Linked DNA regions of Mus musculus: all the other regions are linked to region 1. Evidence: chromatin loops called from intact Hi-C (ENCODE). Cell type or tissue: heart. All regions are shown on one strand. Links, peaks and the distances in the headings refer to the core of each region. The heading gives the core; the rest is flanking DNA.

Region 1 (4,314 bases), core at 973-3,472:
CGGCTATAACGGTCTCACTGGGGAAAAGCTTGACTTTGCCATTCTGTCCGGCCGCCGTGTCCTTCAGGGGCTCCAGAAACACGACTCTTTTACCTGCCTTCCGATCGTCAGCAGAGGCATCGCCAGTGGGGCCAGGACTGAGAATGGACGAGTGGGCACTGCTTTGGCTCAGCGTGTTTTTCTGTCTCTTGGCTTTGCATTTGCATGGGCACGGCGTCAGGTACAGATACAGTAGCACTAGAACTATACTGGCCACGCAGGCAGCCAGGGTGGTAAAGGCCGTGTTAAACGCCTCGTGGGCGTGGGATCTGTTTATGGTGAAATTGCTCACGTTGATCATGATATCCACCGTCTCGTTTAACAGCCGCTGCCTGTTCATTGCGATACAAGAATATACCCCGGCGTCCTCAAAGCCAGGGTTCTCTATGACCAGACTTCCGTTGTAAAACACACGAAAGTTCCCCATGTCTTTATCTGGCTCCAGCAGCCTGTTATCGGGACCGACCCAGATGAAATCAGTATTTCCATTGCCAGTCTTGCTGTCACAGTGGACGATCGCCCTCTCCCCAACCTGAGCCTCGTGGATAAAGCCAAGTGCGTGGAAGGAGCCGTTGATAACGCTGTAAGAACAGTTCAGAAAGCTCTCCTGGAGCAGCTGCAGCTGGTGGGAGTGCCTGGAGTCAGACCACAGGCGACAGGTATAGTCATTCTTAAAATCCATCACGGAGCTAAAGTGCCTACGGTACCAAAAGATCAGCAACGAGTACAGAGAACAGTCACATACAAATGGGTTCCCGTGAAGGTAGATGCCTCTCAGCTGTCTCCCCGGCACTAAGTTTATATGGTGCATCGGTATGGAAGGGATTCGATTATAGGAAACATCTAAAAATGTCAGATCAGCCAGCTTGAACCTCCCAGTATACAAATCCATAGGGAACTGTGTGAGAAAGTTCCCACTCAGATAGAGTTTCTGCAAGTGGGAAAGCCCCCCGAACGCTGCGGGGTCCAGATAGGAAATGTGGTTGTTGTACAGCAGCAGTACTTCCAGAGCCTTCAGCTCTTGGAATGTGGCACTCTTTACCGACTTCAGCCTATTGGATGATAAGTCCAGACACTTTAAATTTGGGGTTGTGGAGAAACTGCCCGTGGAGATGCTGGTGATGTTGTTGTGGCGAAGAATTAAGGTGCTCAGCTTGACAAACGACACCGGGATCCAGTCGGCATCCAACAGTCCGATTCTGTTATAGCTCAGATCCAGTCTTTTAATCAGTCTGAAAAGGTTCCCGGGCACCTTAGATAGGTTTTTGTTGGTGCAGCTGACAATGTCGGTGGCACAGATGCAAGCAGTGGGGCACATTCCTGAGGCGCTGGGGCTCACCATCACTGCGATCACCAACAGACACAGCAGCTCTCTGCAACCCGGTTTGACAGCTCTAGGCAGGGTGGGCAGTGTGTGGAACCTTAACGACATTATGGTCGCCTCTGAGTCTCTTGCCAGTCGCTTCTCATCAGCTCAGTCTCCCACCAATCTGGTAACAACATTTAAAACGGGAGAAAAGTACAAGTTAACTGCCACTAGTTAACCCGTTAGAGTTATTCCGTAATTGCTTTCATTCCAATTAACTTTTGAAATGGGTTCCATCTCCAACAGGGGTGGCTTTTTAATAAAGAACCTGTTATATGCATTTTTCCTAGATTACTCCAACTCAGTGAGATTTCCAGGTACCTTCTCTCAATGCGACAGTCTCAGCATGAGAAACTCAGGCTTTTTTGTGTGTTTTTGTTTCTAAAGGATGCATTCTGCCTTAACTCCCTCCACCGACACACACAAAAACACACAATCGCATCCCATAAACAATTGAACGGAAATACTTAGCCAGCCGTCGGTCTAGCCGACCACTCACAGCGCTGGGAAGCCGCAGCGGCTCGGAGAGGCCGCCGACGGCGGTGCGCTCGGAAGGTCCGCGCGTCCGCCTGCCGGTTTGCGCCCCGCGCGCTCGCACCTTCCCTCCAGCTCCCGGTGGGCGGCAGCCTCTCAACTTTGGCGAGTTTCGAGGCAGCGGCGCGGGCTCCCCGGCTCTCTCGCTCGGCTGCAGGTACCGCCGGAGCTCGGCCGCGCCGGGAGCGGGGTGGGCGGCGGGGGAAGCCGGCCCGCCGGTGGCGCTCGCAGGCTGCAGGGCCCGGGCTCCCGCGCCCGCCGCCCGCCTTTTATCCCGTGCGCCCGGGGTCGGGAGCGGGCGGGAGGCGGGTCCCCGCGTCCTCGCTCCTCGGGCGCCGCGGCGGGCGGAGCAGGGGAGGGGGGGCGCAGCCAATCGCAGAGGCGGCCCCGTGCGGGCTCCGCGCCGCCTCTCGGCCGGGTGGGACCGCAGCGAGGCCTGCGACTCTGCACCCCCAGGCCCCGCGCCCCTCGCCCCGCGCCCGCGGGGGAGCCGCCCAGCCCGGTAGGGAGCCGCCCAGGGTGCCGGGGTGCCGCGCGCCGGAGCCCGCGGGCGGTGGCCCGCAGGTGGCACCCCACCCCGATCTCGGAGCCTGGCTTTAGGGGCTGGGGCGAGGGGCCTGGCGGGCGCTGTGCACCGGGTGCTTGCTGGGGTCCCCGCCCGGGTTTGGAGGAGGAGGAGGAGGACAGGAGCGAGGGCCGCGGCGCGTTCCCTCGGGCACCACCGGGGCTTTGCGGGGGGAGGGGGTGCGGAGGCGCCGCGGGGACGCCCCCCGGTTCCCTGGGAAAGTTCGAGCCCTTTTCCTAACTCGGAGACGGCGGCCCGAGGCACCGGGCCCAGCTCTAGAAGCAAAGGGGCAGGAAAGAAGGCTTCCGGTTGGAATGCACAGATAAGGGCATTAGCCTTTAAAAAAAATAAACAAAAAAAACAAAAACAAAAAAAATCCAGAGTCGCGCTGGCGGCTTCAGGACTAGGATTAATTCGGTAGGGGTGGCTACGCAGAAGGACTTGTCCCCTAGAGGCCCTACAGCCACCAGGGCTCCAGTAGACTGAGCTAGCATTCTCGGAAGGCACAAGCTGAACAAGGCCATGTGAAAATGAGGGAGAGAGCTTGAAGCTGGTGGGCTTTTCGATTACAAATCCATTCTTGTTTAAAGGCTTAAACGATGGGATTTGACTGAGCCAAGTGATCCATTTGGCCGTTGTGTACGGATTAAAAGAAATAAATTACTGTCCCTAAAAAACCATGCTAGCCACAGTAGAAGGGCTTAGGGAGCCAATGAAAGGTAGACAAAATTGGGGAGACAGTGAGGGCAGAGCACATGAATACAACTTTAAAAACCAAAATGATCCCCCCCCCCCCCCACGGCATCCTTAAATTTATCGGAAAACTTCCTGAGTGAGTTTTTGGCATGGATCTGATGGACCTGTGTGTTGCGTTAATGTGGACTGGTTCCGGGAGAGCTCAGCGATTCAGGGTTTTCAAGGGAGGGCAACTTGGTTCCTGTTAGTTTCACTTTCACTAAAGATTGACTTTTAAAACCACAAGCATCCAGCCTAGTGTGCTCCAGGGGTGCATTCTTCATTTCCCCAGAGAAATAGGTTTAAGATTCCTATCAGACCACACGCACACCCCCAACCCCCGGGCTTCCCCCAAGAAAACCTCGGGTTTAAGGCTCAAAGTCACAAAGCTGAGCGGTCACCTGGAAATGGAGTCAGGTAATCAAAGGAATGTTATTTAAATGACCAGTAAGTGACTGGGTTTTGCAGTCCTAAATGGAAGGAAATTGGGAAGCTGGTTAACCCGTGCTTATCACAAAATGATCTAAAATGGGTGGTTTTTTTTTTTTTTAAGAAGTGGAGAGTGGAAGTTATGCTATACCTGCAGGCAACTCTCAGAAGTATCTTGCCATCACCCCACAGCATAAACCAGCTGTACACAAACTCGCAGGGGGCAGGTCTATATAAGACCAGCTCTCTGGACTCCCATGCATGTCAAAGGCAAGAGAGGCATGAAAGGTGTGTGTTTACTAGCCTGGAGACAAGAAAGCTGACTTCAGTAATAGCAAAAGGTATGGCCTTACTTTGCGGAAGGTAATGTTTTTTTTTCAGGTTTATTTATTTGATAACCTTTATCACCTCATGGATCTCCACCATGTTAGTCAATGTTCGGTTGCTATAACAAAATACCTAAATGGGGCGCCTTTCTCAAATGAAATTGAACCCACAATTATAGAGATTGGCTGTCCAAGGTCATACCTCTTGCTCAGTCCTGCCTCTAGAGGAGAACCCACAGGGTACTCACAGCAGGGTGGATGGTTGAAGAGTAAGTCAGGGAGCAACATAGAGGCACAGCGTGCCAGAGAGGTTCAGGACC
Region 2 (4,314 bases), core at 627-3,126, 130 kb after region 1:
GGGGAATTCAGGACTGCCCTGGGACCCTTTGTTATTTGTGCTGAAGACAGGGTCTCCTCTATAGCTCAGGCTGGCCTGTGTACTGAGAATTTTGTTTTATTTTGGGGTTTTGATCCCCCTTTTTCTTTTTTATTTATTTATTTGTTTATTTTAATTAGGTATTTTCTTCATTTACATTTCAAATGCTATCCCAAAAGTCCCCCATACCCTTCCCCCCTTGTTTTTTTCTTTTCTTTTATTAGATATTTTCTTTATTTACATTTCAAATGTTACCCCCTTTCCTGGTTTCCCCTCCAAAAACCCCCATCGTCTTCCCCCTCCCCCTGCTCACCAACCCACTCACTCCCACTTCCTGACCCTGGCATTCCCCCACACTGTAGCATAGAACCTTCACAGGACCAAGGGCCTCTCCTTCCATTGATGACCGACTAGGCCATCCTCTGCTATATATGCGACTAGAGCCTTGAGTCCCACCATGTGTTTTCTTTGGTTGGTGGTTTAGTCTCAGGGAGCTCTGGGGGTACTGGCTAGTTCATATTGTTGTTCCTATGTTTGTTTAACACAGAAATATTATAAGAATATGTTTTGTTTTGATCCCAGGTGTGGGATACGGAGCTGCTTCAGACTGTGCACAGCAGCTCGCTGTGACTTACCTCGTGCACTGGCAGGGAGGGGGGTGATTTTGCCAGCTGCAGATCGTTTGATAGTTTTTTTGCCAGTGTGTGACCGTTTGGAACTCTGGGAATTAATCAAAGGATGTATAAACACGAGAGCCCCAGTAGAAGGGCTGGTCGACTGGTGGTTAGATGATAGTTGTATGCAAAAAGAGGAAAGAAGAAATTAGATCAATTGACAGCGAAGATCAAACTTGCCCCAAGGAACGCCCCTAACCAGCAGGAAGTAGTCTAAGGCCATTGTAGACTACTTTCCCCTCCACCCCTTTTTCTCTCCCACCTAGAGATTCTGGGGTTGAAAGGGTAGAAGAAGGGGTTTGGAGAAGGGTGGAAGAAAAAGGAGCCCACTAAGTAGACAAAAGTTGGGTTACAGGCCTGGGCTTTGTGTAGATCCAGCTACTGCCCTCCCGAGTGCTGGGATTGTGAGCTTGGGCCTACACTGGTCTCACTGCAGAGTGTTTCTTGTTCCACACTTTCTACTGTTTATTGTGATGGAAGTTAGAAGCTGAGGCTGGAGCTCAGAGGGAGACAGGGCAGGGCCGGAGTTTTACACACAGACATACAAAGGAGCACACAAAACAGTAACTTCAATTCTAAGGCTTGCTCTGAAGTGTTTAGAACACCTACTAAAAAGCCACTATTTTTTTAAAGCTGTTTTTGTTGTTTTTTTAAGTTTCTCTTCTCCTAGGTTGATTTTTTTTTTTTTTTTTCTGATTCATTTCCTCCTTCTTTCATCTCAGTATTAGTAGGAGGTGAGAGTCCCTCCCCCCCACAATGAGATCATCCCAAGCAGAACCCAAGGCCAGAGCTTATCTGCTAAATCAGAGGCCCTTTCTTTCACAGCAGATGACAGCTTCCAGTGGGAGTCTGCGAGAGGGAGTCGAAGGGACCGCCGGGCTGACTCTGACCTTTCCCGCATTTACCTGGCTCCCGGTCACAGCTCTGACTTTTTCTGGACTCCCTTGGGCCTATATCCCGACTCCCAGCTGGGGGGGGGGGGGGGGAGGGCAGTCCTTCCCCCCTACCGAGCTTCGTGCAGACCGAGAGGGAGGCTGGGTTAAAAGCAGAGCCTCCCCCTCCCCCAACACAGGATGAAGGCTACTAAATGAGAAGGGAGAAATCTCTCATCTCCCCAAATCTCTCCCCTCAACTTCTCTTTCCCACGCCGAATGCTTTCTGCTTCGTATTCGCCACACCGGCATAGTAAAAACGGAGGACCCAAACTCTTAAGAGAACACAAAGGGTCACATTTAAATTACTGAGAAAGGCAACATAAAAATGAATTCAGAGCCAACCCACCACGTCAGGTCTCGTCCACGTTAACGGCGCAGTCTTAAAACTTAGGTCATTATTGTTCCTAAAGCAAGAGAGCAAACGTTGTATCCTGTCATTTGCCCCAGAGGCCACCGGAAATGGCATCACCTCCCCAGACACTGCCTTGTGAAAGTTGCAGCACCCAGCGCTGAACTTATTTACCCCGAAGACAGAGCCTGGGCCATTCTGATCTACAGCCAGGAAAGGACTCTATCTAGGGAAGGATCTAGAATCAACAGAGAGTCACCTTTTTTAAAAAAGTCACCAGTGGTTTCCATAAGTAAGTACTCCCCAGCTTTCTGTTTTCAGTTTTGTTTTTTTTTTTTTTTTCTTTCGCTAATGGGTCTCTTGTAGCCCAGGCTATCTTCCTCCTTCTCCTCCCCCTCCTCCTCCCTATGTAACTGAGGAAGAAAGATCTTGGGAGATTCCCCATTCTCTTTTAAATATACATTTAAATTTTCAGATCGATCATCATTTCTCAGATCTCTACTGTAAGGAGTCAATGAGCAGGTGGGGGGGGGGAGGGATGGGAAACTCCAGGCACCAGACTTGGTGGCACCAAAGGACAAGCTGTTAGTTATGTGGTCTACACTGGTAAACAATTAAACACCTTAAAGAAGAAAAGAAAAAGATACAGAAAAACAGCCAGTTCCACGTTGAAGAGAAAAGGAGGTGCGGTATCTATTTATTGTCTATGCAATCCTGTCTGTTGTGATTGACCACAGAGGCTCGGCACCCCAGCCCTGCTTCCCATGAGCCTGTGGCTGTGAAGCAGGGAGCCCATTCCCTGTCAACCTTGATCTTTGAATGTGTAAAAAAGAAAAGCACCTGTTTCTTAGGCTTCTTACGAGGAACACAAGGGTAAGCAAGTTAAATCACTTAAAGGTCGCCAGAGGAGCCTGAAACAATGTTACCAGGTTGGTGTTGCTAAACCCTGGCTGAAATGCTTCATTTCACCGCAAGTAATAAGGCTAATTAGTTATTACGTTATTACGAACCAGAGAAGCTCCTTACCTGCTTTGTGTCCTTGTGGAAGCGTTTAAAGCTGTGTGCAAAATAGTTTTCCTGGCCGAGAATAACCAGGAGGGAGACCACATGCATATTTTTCTTTCTAGATAATTTTACTTCCTTCTTTTCCTTTTAACAAATCTGTATAGCTGAGTTAAAAGCTCAGGTTTTGAAACTATATATATATATAAAAATAATTGTTTTGGTTTTTTTTTTTTTCCCCGAGACAGGGTTTCTCTGTATAGCCCTGGCTATCCTGGAGCTCACTTTGTAGACCAGGCTGGCCTCGAACTCAGAAATCCGCCCGTCTCTGCCTCCCGAGTGCTGGGATTAAAGGCGTGTGCCACCACGCCCGGCAATATAATTTTTTTTTAACCCAAAGAAAGGAAACCTAAGCCCCAATCTTATCTAATTCATCAGAAGACTTCTTGCTATCTATAGCAGGCCAGCCAGTTCTGGCTTTTGCCAGCTGAGCAGTCTTGGGCTATTTTGCATAGCTTCTGTTGATTTCTCTGTAAGTAGACTAAGTTTTCTCTGTAAGTAGACTAAGTTTTCACCTCACCGGCCTGTGAGGACCCACTGTGAATGTCCGATGTGAGGAGGCATAGGGTGATGGATGGGCAAGCCAGGGCACATCAGAGGAGACCTGGACCAGAGGACTCCTGAGACCAGCTGGCATGTGGAGGCAGGGGGAACCTGAGTGAGGACAGCCTGCAGGACAGGGCGAGTTAACTCAAGTAGCAAACCAAGCATTAAGGAGGAAGGAGACAGCTGTCTGAAGGACAAAGGAAGAATCTCTGACAAAACTGATCTTAAACAGATCCTGTGTTTGATCCCAGATGATCGGGGACACACACACCACCACCACCACCACCACCACCCCAAAAATTAGTCATGTAAACTATGGTAAACCAGAAGCAAAAACCGAATACTACTCACCTCCTGAAAATGTTGCAAAATCCTAAAGCATATTTTCAATATGCATGTAGTTCTACCTTACATATATAATGAGAGAATGTATACCCATATGTTATCTACTATGTTGATTAATATTATTAACGTGGAATCTGTTACACAGTATATAATGAAAATGCACAGGTTTTATGTAACATGAGTCAGACCCTGGGTTGAATCCTTAGCACTCCCAATAAAGTAGAAATAAATAGAAATAGTTGAGTTGAGCTAGCATTGTAAGGATTTGGATGTTTCGAGAATAGTGGGAAAAGCCATTTATGAAAAATAAAAATGACTCGAGCCAGCCTTGGGGAAGGAGTTTCCTTCCACCCAGTCATATATTTCCATGCAGAAGTGAAGTTCT
Region 3 (4,314 bases), core at 627-3,126, 81 kb after region 1:
GGGCAGGACCCTCCCCCACTAGTCACTAATTGATCCACTTACAACTGGATCTTGTGGAGGCACTTCCTCACCTGAGGCTCCTTCCTTTCTGATAACTCCAGCTTGTGTCGAGTTGACACACAACGCCAGCTAGTACACAAGGGAAGGGGCACGGGAGGAGGACGCCACATGGAAGAACTCTTCAGGGGCTCTTACAGGATAGTTTTCAAACTGGGCCTCTAATCAGTGTAAAAGGCCAGCATGTCGTATTGATTTGACTGTATTTTACCAAATGGAATTATAAGTTTATCAACTCAGCAGAATCATGGAGCAATAAATGCACCTGTTAAGATCAATGCTGTGGCTTTAGTCCCAGCACTCAGGAGGCAGAGGCAGGCAGAGCTCTTTAGAGTTCAAGGCCAACTGAGGCTACAGATAGAGTTCCAGGATAGCCATTGCTGCTACACAGAGAAACCCTGTCTCAAAAACAAACAGGGAGCTGAAATAAATAAATATTTGGGCCAGACGAGCGGGGCTGGAGAGAGCAGAGGTTCTGAGTTCAATTCTCAGCAACCACATGGTGGCTCACAACCATCTGTACAGCTACAGTGCACTCATAGACATAAAATAAATAGATAAATCTTTAACAAGAAAAAGGAAAACAAACAAACAAAAGATCAATGCTGGGCTGTGACTTCCGTGGGTTACGTCAGGACTAGCCCTCCCTCTCATTGACCATGCTTTTTTTTTTCTCTCAAAAGATATATATATCATTATATGTAAGTTCACTGTAGCTGTCTTCAGACTCACCAGAAGAGGCCGTCAGATCTCCTTATGGGTGGTTGTGAGCCACCATGTGGTTGCTGGGATTTGAACTCAGGACCTTCTGAAGAGCAGTCAGTGCTCTTAACCTCTGAGCCATCTCTACAGCTGGACCATGCTTTTATAGCATGATTCCTGACAGCTCATGGACTGGGGTGAGTAATTACGCCTGTTACGCCCGGGCTCCTGAAGATGGCAGCAGTTTGGCTAGGAGGATAGCCTTGCCTAACACCATCTAACTCAGTACTGCTGCAAAATTAATGAGCCAAGCAATGGGTGGCTAACTGGTCAGTTGTGCTCACAGTAAAAAAGCCCCTTAGCGAAGGGAGTGATGGTTTGACTGATTCACGGAATAAAAGGAAGTCATTGTCCACTTCTGCGTTATCAACACGAAAACCCAACAGTCGCTGCGAAGAAGTGGGGAAATGGTTTATTCTGGAACCAATGATGAGGGATCGTGGCCCATAAAATCGGCTGTAGTGTACCTGAATACTGGGTTCCAATGTCCAAACTGTTTCACAGAGTTTGTAGTGAGCAAAGCAAAGAAAGTCATAACTCAGGCGCTTTTCAAACGGAAGATGGAAACAGGAAACCTCTGTCATTGGCCTCATATACTTCTTAACGATACTTTCAGGCTTTGTCATCACAAAGATGTTGGGTCACACACGCAGGGGACAGAAATTGGTTATTCAGAGGCTGAGTTAACCCAAGATAATTTAGCTTTAGACCAGACGCACTGAAGTCTCCACTTTAAAAACAAACAAACAGACAGACAAAAACGGTTTTTAAAAAGATGTGTTTATTTTATGTATGATGTTGTTATGCCTTTGTGTGTGTCTATGCGCCATGTGCATGTGTAGTACCCACAGTGGCCACCAGAGGGCCCAGTGAGCCACCGTGTGTGCTAGGAACCAAATTTGGGTCTAAAGCAAGAGCAAGCAGATCTTAACCACTGAGCCTTCTCTCGGCGAGATGCTACCCCTAACTAACTCGGTGCAGCCGCTTCCAGCGAGCGCTTCCTTGTCTCTCGCTCATCCGCGCTCCTGTTGGTTCACCCTGCTGGCCTTACCTCACGGTTTCCACTACTATCTTCACCGCTTTGCTTTTCCGATCGTAAATTTTGCATCCTATAACTTTTTTTTTTTTTTTTTTTTTTTTTTTTGGTTTTTGAGACAGGGTTTCTCTGTATAGCCCTGGCTGTCCTGGAACTCATTCTGTAGACCAGGCTAGCCTTGAACTCAGAAATCCGCCTGCCTCTGCCTCCTGAGTGCTGGGATTAAAGGCGTGCGCCACCACGCCCGGCAACTTTTTTTTTTTTCTTTTTCTACTTAAAAAAAAAAATTCTTTTGAGCGTTGTTACGGGGTAGCTAGCACCAGGAACACCACCTTGGTTTTGCTCTATTTTAGAGAAAATTAGGAAGCAAGCGTTGATTACAGTTTGGCCAAACTTTTGCTCCTGTTTTGCTTTTCCTTGTATCTTATACATCTGAGTGTTTTGCCTACTGCATCTAAGTGCACCACGTGCATGCCCGGTGCCCACAAATGTCAGGAGAGGGCATCAGATCACCTGGAACTGGAGTCACCCAGTGCATGCTGGGAACTGACCCCGGGGCGGGGGGGGGGGGGGGGCTCCGGAGGGTGGTGGTGAGGGGGGGCTCTGTAACAACAGGAGGCGCTTTTTAACCATTGAGCCATCTCTCCAACCCCCCACTTATTCTTAACACATCTAGAAATCCTGTCAGCCTTCCCATTTCTATCAGCAAGCATGGTCTACAAAATCTGACTTTAAAAGAAATCATTCTTTTTTTTTTTTTTTTTGTAATGGGAAATATGACTGAATTTCGTAATGTTTCCCGATTGCACAAAAATATGAATATTTTCTACTTGGTACTTTCTAAGAACTTACGGTTTAAAACAGGAGAAGAAAGTATCTTTTCCTCCTACAGTTCTAAGTTGTTGGCTGAGGCCCTCAGAGCAAAAGACAGATGAAGAAAAGAAGAGCCCACACAGTTATTAATACTATTGTGCTGCCACAGGAGCCTTCATGAGGAATTGGTCCTGAGGCTGGCAGAAACAGTTAAATGATTATTTTCCTGCTCCGTTGAATGCAGAGTGAGATGTCCTGGACTGTGATCCTGCAAAGGGGACTTAAGGCCAGGGACAGTGGGCAAGAGGGGCCAGGAGACAGGGTCTGTTCTCATCCACCCTACCATGGTTTACACTGCCCCTACCTCACCACCACTACCTACACCTCCCCCTGCCCCACCACCACCTACACCTCCCCCTGCCCCACCACCACCTACACCTCCCCCTGCCCCACCACCACCTACACCTCCCCCTGCCCCACCACCACCTACACCTCCCCCTGCCCCACCACCACCTACACCTCCCCCTGCCCCACCACCACCTATACCTCCCCCTGCCCCACCACCAGCTACACCTCCCCCTGCCCCACCACCAGCTACACCTCCCCCTGCCCCACCACCACCTACACCTCCCCCTGCCCCACCACTGCCTACTCTGCCCTCCATCTTGAGGTAGATTGTTCCTTCTGTCACAGCGTAGGGTGACTTACACCAGGGTCTTAGGTAGTGCTCCCTAGGACAGTCCTTCCTGCATCTGCCTTTTCTCACAGGTCTTCAGTTTCACACAGGCCCAAGCCAAGGCACTGTCTCATGGGTGGAGTTTCCCAAACCACACTGCTTCGGCCTCACTGCTGTCTAATGTTACCCAGAGTGCTAACTTGGCTTTCACTGAATCTCCATAGTTCCAAATAAAATACACTAACTGATGTTCTCTCTGTTTCAGAGTGCTTTATGCGTTTAGCTTCTGTGGTTTCTAATACACCCAAGGTGGCAGCCAGTGTATGTTTTACATCTTGTCTTAGGCATTTTGAGACAAGGTATGTAGCTGGCTGTGGACCTCAGGTTAGTCTTTTTGTTTTTTGGTTTTTTAAAGAACTATTTATTTTATGTATAGGAGTTCATTGGTGCTGTCTTCAGACACACCAGAAGAGGGCATCAGATCCCATTACAGATGGTTGTGAGCCACCCTCTGTAATGTGGTTGCTGGGAATTGAACTCAGGACCTCTGGAAGAGCAGCCACTGCTCTTAACCTCTGAGTCATCTCTCCAGCCCACTTTAGGTTTAGTCTTAAGTGCGCGCTTTCTCCTGCTTCAGCCTCCTGATTACAGCTGTGCACCACCACACTCTTAGAGTGTCCTTTCTGTTGTATCATGCTCATCACTGACTGCACCACTGTTTTTAAATTAAATTATGTTTTATATGGTATCAGTACTCATCGCTGCTCTCTTTTTGCGATATCCTTTTGTTTTTCTTAGCCTTTAAAAAAGTCACTTTGATAAACTAAAATGATAATAATAAAGTCAGATATTGATGGCTTTTGCTACTTAATGCAGTATGTCGATCTCTGTTTCCCATCAGACAGACCTAGCCTATGCATAGCAGAGATGTTATTCTATCCCATCAGACACAGTTGCTCTTACTTTGTGT

What was found. Hi-C counts contacts between places; a loop is a spot of excess contacts. Peaks named below come from ENCODE experiments on the same cell type or tissue, not always from the same donor. Only the 100,000 strongest peaks of a DNase experiment are listed, where the experiment ranks them.
Region 2: a loop joins it to region 1, with 2.8 times the contacts of the local background. A loop is called at or near these places in 6 of 42 quality-filtered maps.
Region 3: it touches region 1 in a loop (2.1-fold over the local background); 6 of 42 quality-filtered maps call a loop at or near these places.

What each region holds. Positions count from the first base shown.
Region 1 is chr15:97,245,069-97,249,382 of GRCm38, forward strand. Amigo2 (adhesion molecule with Ig like domain 2) reads right to left here and starts at 2,219. Exons shown (of 2, transcript NM_001164602.1): 1 at 1,905-2,219; 2 at 1-1,529. The coding sequence starts at 1,471. It overlaps Pced1b (PC-esterase domain containing 1B), which reads left to right and starts at 2,039. Exons shown (of 6, transcript NM_172293.4): 1 at 2,039-2,096. In heart, for the core only: CTCF peaks have their summits at 1,989 and 2,960; DNase peaks (open chromatin) are centred at 1,353, 2,353 and 3,403; H3K4me3 peaks cover 2,420 bases; H3K27ac peaks cover 2,065 bases; H3K27me3 peaks cover 537 bases.
Region 2 is chr15:97,371,882-97,376,195 of GRCm38, forward strand. It overlaps Pced1b (PC-esterase domain containing 1B), which reads left to right. Exons shown (of 6, transcript NM_172293.4): 5 at 2,075-2,268. Among named protein-coding and RNA genes, the nearest start is that of Gm33325, 17 kb to the left of the region's middle. In heart, for the core only: no CTCF peak of the experiment used is centred there; a DNase peak (open chromatin) is centred at 2,070; H3K4me3 peaks cover 829 bases; H3K27ac peaks cover 1,499 bases.
Region 3 is chr15:97,326,008-97,330,321 of GRCm38, forward strand. All of the region lies in intron 3 of Pced1b (PC-esterase domain containing 1B), which reads left to right. Among named protein-coding and RNA genes, the nearest start is that of Gm33325, 29 kb to the right of the region's middle. In heart, for the core only: a CTCF peak has its summit at 1,673 (motif pointing right); no DNase peak of the experiment used is centred there.